3 separate regions of the Homo sapiens genome follow, and regions 2 and 3 are each linked to region 1. A link is a contact called in ENCODE Hi-C or POLR2A ChIA-PET data. All regions are on one chromosome and are shown on one strand. Each heading gives the region's core, a stretch centred on a gene start or an enhancer-like site at or near the end of the contact. The rest is flanking DNA. Distances are from core to core; before and after follow the strand shown.

The links. Hi-C counts contacts between places; a loop is a spot of excess contacts on that map. ChIA-PET counts read pairs that join two places held with the same protein, here RNA polymerase II (POLR2A). Pooled maps may share reads with other maps.
Region 2: a loop to region 1 is called in a pooled map, with 2.2 times the contacts of the local background. The contact joins the enhancer-like site here to the promoter of USP14 in region 1. A Hi-C loop is called at or near these places in 2 of 50 pooled maps. POLR2A ChIA-PET finds 5 or more read pairs at or near these places in 2 of 52 experiments (GM10248 and GM12878).
Region 3: POLR2A ChIA-PET joins it to region 1 with 11 read pairs in WTC11. The contact joins the enhancer-like site here to the promoter of USP14 in region 1. POLR2A ChIA-PET finds 5 or more read pairs at or near these places in 3 of 52 experiments (OCI-LY7, WTC11 and activated CD4-positive, alpha-beta T cell).

The regions. Positions count from the first base shown.
Region 1 is chr18:157,270-159,839 of GRCh38, forward strand. It overlaps USP14 (ubiquitin specific peptidase 14), which reads left to right and starts at 1,288. Exons shown (of 16, transcript NM_005151.4): 1 at 1,288-1,445. The coding sequence starts at 1,430. LOC105371951 (a long non-coding RNA gene) reads left to right here. Exons shown (of 4, transcript XR_935081.2): 4 at 874-900. RefSeq lists silencers at 960-1,229, 1,500-1,679.
Region 2 is chr18:474,014-476,583 of GRCh38, forward strand. The region is part of intron 2 of COLEC12 (collectin subfamily member 12); the gene reads right to left. Among named protein-coding and RNA genes, the nearest start is that of COLEC12, 25 kb to the right of the region's middle. Within about 2 kb of position 1,303, at least 4 of the 41 ENCODE cell types and tissues checked have a DNase peak (open chromatin) inside an H3K27ac peak, as active enhancers do.
Region 3 is chr18:422,956-425,525 of GRCh38, forward strand. All of the region lies in intron 2 of COLEC12 (collectin subfamily member 12), which reads right to left. Among named protein-coding and RNA genes, the nearest start is that of COLEC12, 76 kb to the right of the region's middle. Within about 2 kb of position 1,281, at least 2 of the 41 ENCODE cell types and tissues checked have a DNase peak (open chromatin) inside an H3K27ac peak, as active enhancers do.

The sequences.
Region 1 (2,570 bases), core at 38-2,537:
CCTTTCATGAAAGTTTTCCCTGTGACATGCAGTGCTGTTCAGCATTTTACCCACAGAAGAACTTTCAAATTTGAATTTCTTTCAAAATTAGAGTCAATCCTGTCAAATTCTGCTGCTGTTTTATCAACAGTTCCATAGTTTATGATATTCTAAATCCTTTGTTGTCATTCAACAGTGTTCACAGCGTCTTCACCAGGAGTAGTTTCCATCTCAAGAAACCACTTTCTTTGCTTATCCATAAGAAGCGACTCCTTGCCCATTAAAGCTTTGTCTTGAGATTGCAGCAATTCAGTCACATCTGTGGGCTCCACTTCTAATTCTAGTTCTCTTGCTATTGCCACCACACCTGCAGTTGTGTCCTGAACTCAAGCCTTGAACCCTTGTGGGAAAAGACTTGTTGCCAGAGCAGTCAGAATACACAAAACATTGGAGTTAGCTGTTTTACACGGGGGTGGTTAGTGGCACCCCAAAACAACTAAAATAGTAATCATAGATCACTGGAACAGATATAATAGTATTTAAAAAGTTCAAAATATTGTGAGAATTACCAAAATGTGACACAGAGACACGAAGTGAGCACATGCTGTTAGAAAAACAGAACTGATGGACTTACTAACCCAGGGTTGCCACAAACCTTCAATTTATATATATATATATATAAATATATATAAATATATAAATATATATAAATATATAAAAATATATAAATATATAAAAATATATAAATATATATATATAGAACGCAATAAAATGAGGTGTGGGTGAAAAGAAAACTGAGGTTTGCAGACATCATACAGCTAGCTAGTAACAGCTGGGTTTCAAAACACCTCTGACTTTACAACCACTAATTTTATTTATTTTATTTTGAGGCAGGGTCTCGCTCTGTCGCCCAGGCTGGAGTGCGGTGGCACGATCACAGCTCACTGCAGCCTCGACCTCCTGGGCTCAAGCGATTCTCCCGCCTCAGCCTCAGACAGCAGGTGGGATACCAAGTTCCCACTTCATCTGCCGCAGGGCTGGGCCGCGCCAGGACCACGTGGCCAGTGCGCGCAGGGCGATGGGCGGCAGTGCGCAGGCGCGCACCTGCTGCGGTGGATGGGGCCCCGCGCCCGTCCCTCACTTGCTCCCTCCTTCCTTCCCGCCACCCCTCCACCGCCTTCCCCCTCCTCCCTCCTCTCGCCACCTCTAGGCCCCGCCCCGGTCCTGCCGCCCAGTCTCCTCGCTGCAGTCGCTCCGGAGCTGCACGGGTGTTTTGCGTGTTGCTGCGTCATCGCCAGTGGCCGGTTTGAATGAGACTCGTCGCACCGAAGCCGCCGCCACCACCGCGCCTCCGCCTCGGCCGCCGCCGCAGCTGCTCCTGGTCCCCGTCCCTTTGCCGCCCTCGTCAGGCCCAGCTCTCCTGCGCCGCCGCCTCCCGCCGCGCCCCGCCATGCCGCTCTACTCCGGTGAGCCCTGTCCTGGCCTCGCGCGCAGCACACCGGACCGGCGCTAGGCCTCCGCGTAGGCCTGGCCTGCACGGGCGGGCACCCGGCATGGACTGGGAGGGGCCGGGGTGGGGTGCGCGGGGCCGGCGGCGCGGAGATGACCCAGGCACCGTCCCCTCTCCCGGCTGGGTCGGAGCCCTGCGTGGCAGGGGAGCGCCGTCCCCCTGAGCCACCGATGGGTGGGGGGAGTGGAGATGGGGAAGCCTCTCAAAGTCGTGACTCTGCAGAATAGTTTCTGACGCTGCCCTGGTGTGCGGTGAAAGTGAGGGTGTGTCCTGGGGCGCTGGGCCAGGCTGGAGGTGCAGGGAGATTCCTTTGGGCTTCTCAGTGGTCGCCGTGGAAGGGAGCGGGGAAGAAGGGGAGGGATGGAGCGACCCTTCTTGGGGTTGCCAAGCGGCGTTCGCCGCCCTTCGTCGTCCTTCGCCCTTCTCTTGCCCCTTGCCTTTGTTCGACCGCCCCTTTGGTACCAGTTTTAGTTTTGTCCCGAGGCAGATTGTAAACCTTTTTGCTTCGTTTTCGTTTCATCAAACGTTGCATTGGATTTCTGTATCCGAAACGTGGTGTGAGCTTTCAGAAGTAGATGAATACACATATCCCCGGGGTGTCATTTCTTGATTGGCGTTTGACAGGGGCTTGTATTGTTTGCTTGCTGACAGTCCAGGGTACTGGCCAGGGATCACTTTTACTTAGGGAATGGACCTTGCTGCTCCCTAGCCTTATTCAAAATGGCACCTAAAATATGTGTGGTGTCTCCAATTGGCTGTAGGTGTGTGATTCGTTGACCATCCCTGTTTATTCTGTTACAGTTCCTTTATTGAAGATTCAGCATTTACAAAGCATGATACGAATCAAGAGTATTGTTTGATCTCAAGGTGGATTCTTGATGGTCTAGAATCTTGAATCGAATTCTTAATGATTGCCCAACCCCTTTCTAAAGCCATAACAACAGTAGAATGGCTCTTGAAATATTCTAATACTTAAACACACCAGTAGATTCACACACATAAAACAAAACCCCTCTGTTTCCTCAAAATGCCAGCGCTGACCAGAGTTTCTTTTTTAAAATTTGAGCTTTATCTTAAATAT
Region 2 (2,570 bases), core at 53-2,552, 320 kb after region 1:
GTTCAATATGACACATATTATGAAATTGTGAAATATAAGACCATATCAACAGCTGCTGATTTAGTGCAGGATCATTTATGATGACTTGCTTTTCCATTAAAAATTTTGGGATGCTGGAGTATGGCCGTGTCTGTGAGCTTCCCAGTCACAAGTAGAGCAGAAAGAACACTGAGGCCTGAAATCAGGCTTAACTCCAACATTGGCCATGCTACCAACCTTGGGAGCTTTGGCTCTCACCTGTAAACCACATATAATTCCCACCTCAAAGGGTTTCTGGGGGAATTCAATGAACTAATGGGTGGGAAATCACCTGGCACATAATAGATATCCACGAAGGAGCGTTTAATGGTTTCTTTCACACGACTTTCTCTTCACATGGTTTAAAACAGATCATAATCACATGGAATGTGGTGTTGAATCTTTTTTTTACTGATGGGCAGGAAAGACAAGGCAAGGAGGGTCTGACCTAACCAGTGAGAAGTCCTCTTGGCAGGAAGAAGGGAAACCTAGGTGCATGGTGTTGCCAAAGGAGCCTGTGGTTATCATGTATGGTGATAAAGATTATGAAATCTCCTCAGTTTATATAAAAAGCAGTGACAGCCAAGGAACTCCCTTTCTCGGCGTTTAGGAGCTCCACCTGCCTGCCTGGAAGCAGAGGATACAGGGGCCAGATAAAGAGCTACTCTGTGACTCCCCTTCCAGCTCTGTCAGCCTGAGAATCTCTTTTGCACTGAGTTCCTCACATGCCATTTTGACACCGAATTCTTATTAAATCAGAGGCCAGGGGTGGTGGCTACGCCTGTAATCCCTGCAGTTTTGGAGGCCAAGGCAGGCGGATCACCCAAGGTCAGGAGTTCAAGACCAGCCTGGCCAACAGGATAAAACCCCGTCTCTACTAAAAATACAAAAAAGTTAGCTGGGCTCGGTGGCGGCGCCTGTAGTCCCAGCTACTCAGGAGGCTGAGGCAGGAGAATCACTTGAACCCGGGAGGCGGAGGTTGCAGTGAGCCGAGATCGCGCCACTGCACTCCAGCCTGGGCGACAAGAGCTAAACTCCGTCTCAAAAATAAATAAATAAATAAATTCAGAAATACCAACTCAATTAGGATTTGTAAAACCACATAAATGAAACTCTCCCCTTAACTTGATGCAAATGGTTTTGGACATTTCAAAGAAACCCCACCAGGAGCACCGAGTTCCACTGTTCCCTTGCCCTTCACCTTCCTCCCAGTGTCAGTCCTGTGCCTCACTTAGAAATGTTTGGAAAAGGTGCCTCTGGAAGGACAGCCTCTCACTGTGCTTACTCAGTCGTTCCCCACAGGAAATGATGGAAATTCCTGGCATTCCCATCAGGGAATGGGTCAGCTTTCTGCAGGGCTGCGGTGAGAGGGATGCCTGGAGCCCTCCTTGTTGTCGGAGATAGATGGCTTCAAATCAACACCTTGTCCAAATTAGAAGATGAAGCCAGGCTTCCAGGAAGAGTCCCAGCAGAGGGGAGACAGGCAGCCTGCCCCGTAAAAGCCCAGCAACAAGAAGTAGAGGCATCCAAGTGTTTATCTTGAGCAGCTTCCCAAAGAGAGTTTGGCATCCTCTTGGTAAACTCTTCCAATCTCTTGGCATTAAAAGCAGACACTCGCCATGTGCCTCAGAAAGAACCTTCCTTTCTGGCTATACGGTTAAGCATATCCGTGCTGTGATTTTTCAGAAGCCTCAGTAGTCCTCTATGCTTTTAGACATTAGTTTCTCTAAACCTCTTGGCAAGAAACAGCTCAATAATTTAACTGGAGCCATGAATTTAAAGTTCCATGTGTTTATCTCTTTGGAGGCTGGGTTTGGAAGGAGGGAACGGTGATGGCAAGGCATGAGGCAGGGGCACTGAGAGGCAGGGCTGGGTTCCCTTCAACACAGATTTCTCAGGCTGCTTCGACATGCTCGGCACCGTGTGGGCCAAACTGTTAAAAATATACTTGCTAATCTGCAACTATTTTTTGAGGAAAGAAAGGGGAAAGTTAAAGCCTGGCTTGTTTGAAGCTATAGCTATAGAGAGACCTGTGAAGTTGTGGATAAACAAAACTATTCAAGGACATGCTTCAAAGAACACACTTACTGATCTCAGAGGAAAAGACATCTGATACCCCGTTTTGGACTGTAACCCCTAAATAATTTTTCAGCAATCCCCTTAGAACTCTCCCACTTAGTTTTTACCAAAAAAAGAAACTTGAATCTACTCCATAGAGAATGCTTCCTTTTACTTTCTTGTTACTGTTTCACAGTTTGCCATTATTCAGATCTTTTACTCTCATAGCTATTAATAATTCCTATGCCTGAGCCCCAAAGAAGCAATTCTGTCAAAGCTTTGTTTGTCAAATACAAACAACAAATGTTCCCAGCTGCCCACAGTTGCTCACTGGAAACCCTTAACTCCACCCGTGATTTTCACAGGCTGAACCATGTATCTCTTGCTTCTCCATCATCCTAACTTTGGACGTCTATTATCATACCGGATCAGATTCCAAAAATAACAGAAGAGAACCCATTGCGACCAATCAATGAAACAAAGTCAGTCTAGCG
Region 3 (2,570 bases), core at 31-2,530, 270 kb after region 1:
TCCCACTCATTTGTTCAAAACAATATTTACTGGAGCTGGGTACAGTGGCTTACGCCTGTAATCCTAATACGTTGGGAGGCCAAGGTTGGAGGATCGTTTGAGGTCAAGAGTTCAAGATTGGCCTGGACAACATAGTGAGACCCCATCTCTAAAAAAACAAAAAAATTAGCTGGGTGTGATGTTGATGCCTGTAATCCTAGCTCCTTGGGAAGATGAGGTGGGAGGACTGCTTGAGCCCAGGAAGTCAAGGCTGCAGTGAGCCATGATCATGCCACTGCACTCCAGCCTGGACAAGAGAGTGAGATCCTATCTCAAAACAAAACAAAATAAAACCATTATTTATTGGCCTAGAACATGTGCAGGACATCGTGTTAACTAGGAATACAAAAATGAAGATGTGACATTTCCCTCAAGTCTAGAATACACAGGATTAAAATTAAAATATGTATTATTTTCTTCCAAATAAAATTCTTCTTCTTCTTTTTTTTAACAAAATAGCCTCAAAAATCCTTTTGGTTATAAATCATTTTTTTCTTCTTCACAGTGCATAAACTATCAGGTGCCATGATGATAGTTGTTCAAATACTAGCCTTCCCAGTATCAGTGAATGCCTTCCTAGAAAAATCTTAAGAAATTACTCTTTCTAGCAGAAATTTCAGGTAACTTGAGAAACCAGTAAATGAGATTTTAAGGGAAACAGACTGAACTTTCAGTAGCTTTCCTATCATACTGACCACACACGCCCAGGGCTGGTCTGATAGTAAGAACGACTTCTGGTTTTGTTTTTTGTTTGTTTTTTTTTGTTTTGTTTTTTTTTCCCAGTCTTTTACAATTAAGGTTAACTCAGTCAGAATGTGCTGATATGGTTCCTGGTTCAGAGGAGGTGTAAGAAGTGCTTGGAGACCAGTCTCTCCTTCCCAAAAGAGAATTATGCAGGTTGAGAGAGCTGAAGGGCTCATCTGATGTCAAGCTTTAATGCCATCTCTCTCATCTCTCTCATCCTAGAAGACAGTCTCTTGCTCCTTCCAAATGGGAGGGAAAAGGGAGGTGCTACAGATGAGCATTCATAGCTGCCACTAAACCGAGTTTCCAGAACAGCATCTTTTAGAGAGAGAAAACAATTATAGAACCAACATCCCTGATCATTTTTCTATGTGGAATGAAAGCCCTGTTATAAATTACACCAAAGACTTAAATCATGGCATGACCTAGGAGTGACCCTTCCGCCTTACATCAGTGCAGCCAGCCTGGTGACTCCCCCAACCTCCATCACCATGGATCCTGCATTACAGAAGGAATGAAGATCGTAGTGGGACTTACGTAAGCTGCGAGCCCGTCGCCATCCAGCCCTCTGCTCACATTAACACTAAGCAGTATATAATTTAGAAAGGGGGAAATGCTATCATAGCTTTTGCCCCCACATTGCTATGAAATTCCAGACTTTTATGTGCAGGAAGCTCCATGTTGATCTTGGCGTCCCCATGGGTTAAAAATCTTGTTTAAATGGTGCAGCCTTAGAATAGCCTTTGAGGTTTTTCCTATGTTGTTTTATAAGAGGCTTCTGCCTGATTATTTACAGATGCTGTCTCTGAGAAAGCTGAAAATAGTCTCACTATGAACACTGAAATTCAGTGTCCTTTACTATTTTCTGGTGAATAGCTCACCAGAGCTCAAGCCCAAAGGTTGGCTTACCAAACTGGCTTTTCAAGAGGACTTCTGATGTTGTCATCTCAGGCACTGAGGTTTCTGCTGACCTGGCCTCAGCTGGTCAATAAGTCACTCGTCAATGTACTGGCTCAACAAGTATGTTGGACCTACTCTGTGTCAGGCCTGCATCAGGATGTGGGGACACAGAGGCAGAAACCAAGGCTCTGCCTTGGAGAGCTCAGTCTAAGGAGAAGCAGTAAGTCTGCCGACAACCAGGAGGTAGAGGAGTGAATGCCATGTCACAGCTGAGCAGGGTGTGCTGGGTCACCTCATGGGTGTGGGGGAGAGGAGGCGAGCCGGGCGGCCTTCCCTTACTCACAATAAGCAAGGCAGGACAATAGAGGTGTGGTTTCCTGTACTTGGTTTTTTTCCTTCTTCAAATCCAAATCAGGCTATTGCCTCTAGGGAGGCATGATCTGTAACCTCTCAGACTGGGAGAGATCTGTTCTTATTCTTCAAAATCTCCAGAGAAGAACTTAGTGCAACCTTCTTAATTGTGTCTATGGTATTCACCAACGTATGCAGAAAGCTCTTCAGTCTCCATAACTCAAACCCGTGAGTTGCAGTTGAAGTTACTTTCTCTTGCACCAGCCTTGTTGGAGAGCCGGCCTACTGGAAGCATCTTCCTACACACGGGGTCATGCCCCCGACCCTTGCTCTTTTCCAGGCTGGGCAGCTGCCCCTCCCACCCAGGGCTCATTCTTCATCTCCTTTCCATGATTTCAGTGTCACATCCTAGACTCACTCCAAACCCTCCTATCCCTTCTCAATTACCAAATGCAGACTAGACCAGGAGGGGAGTGTGCTGGGCCAGAGCTTTTCCTTCCCAATTCCTGCAAATTCCTGAGAGTCCCCCCAGGCTG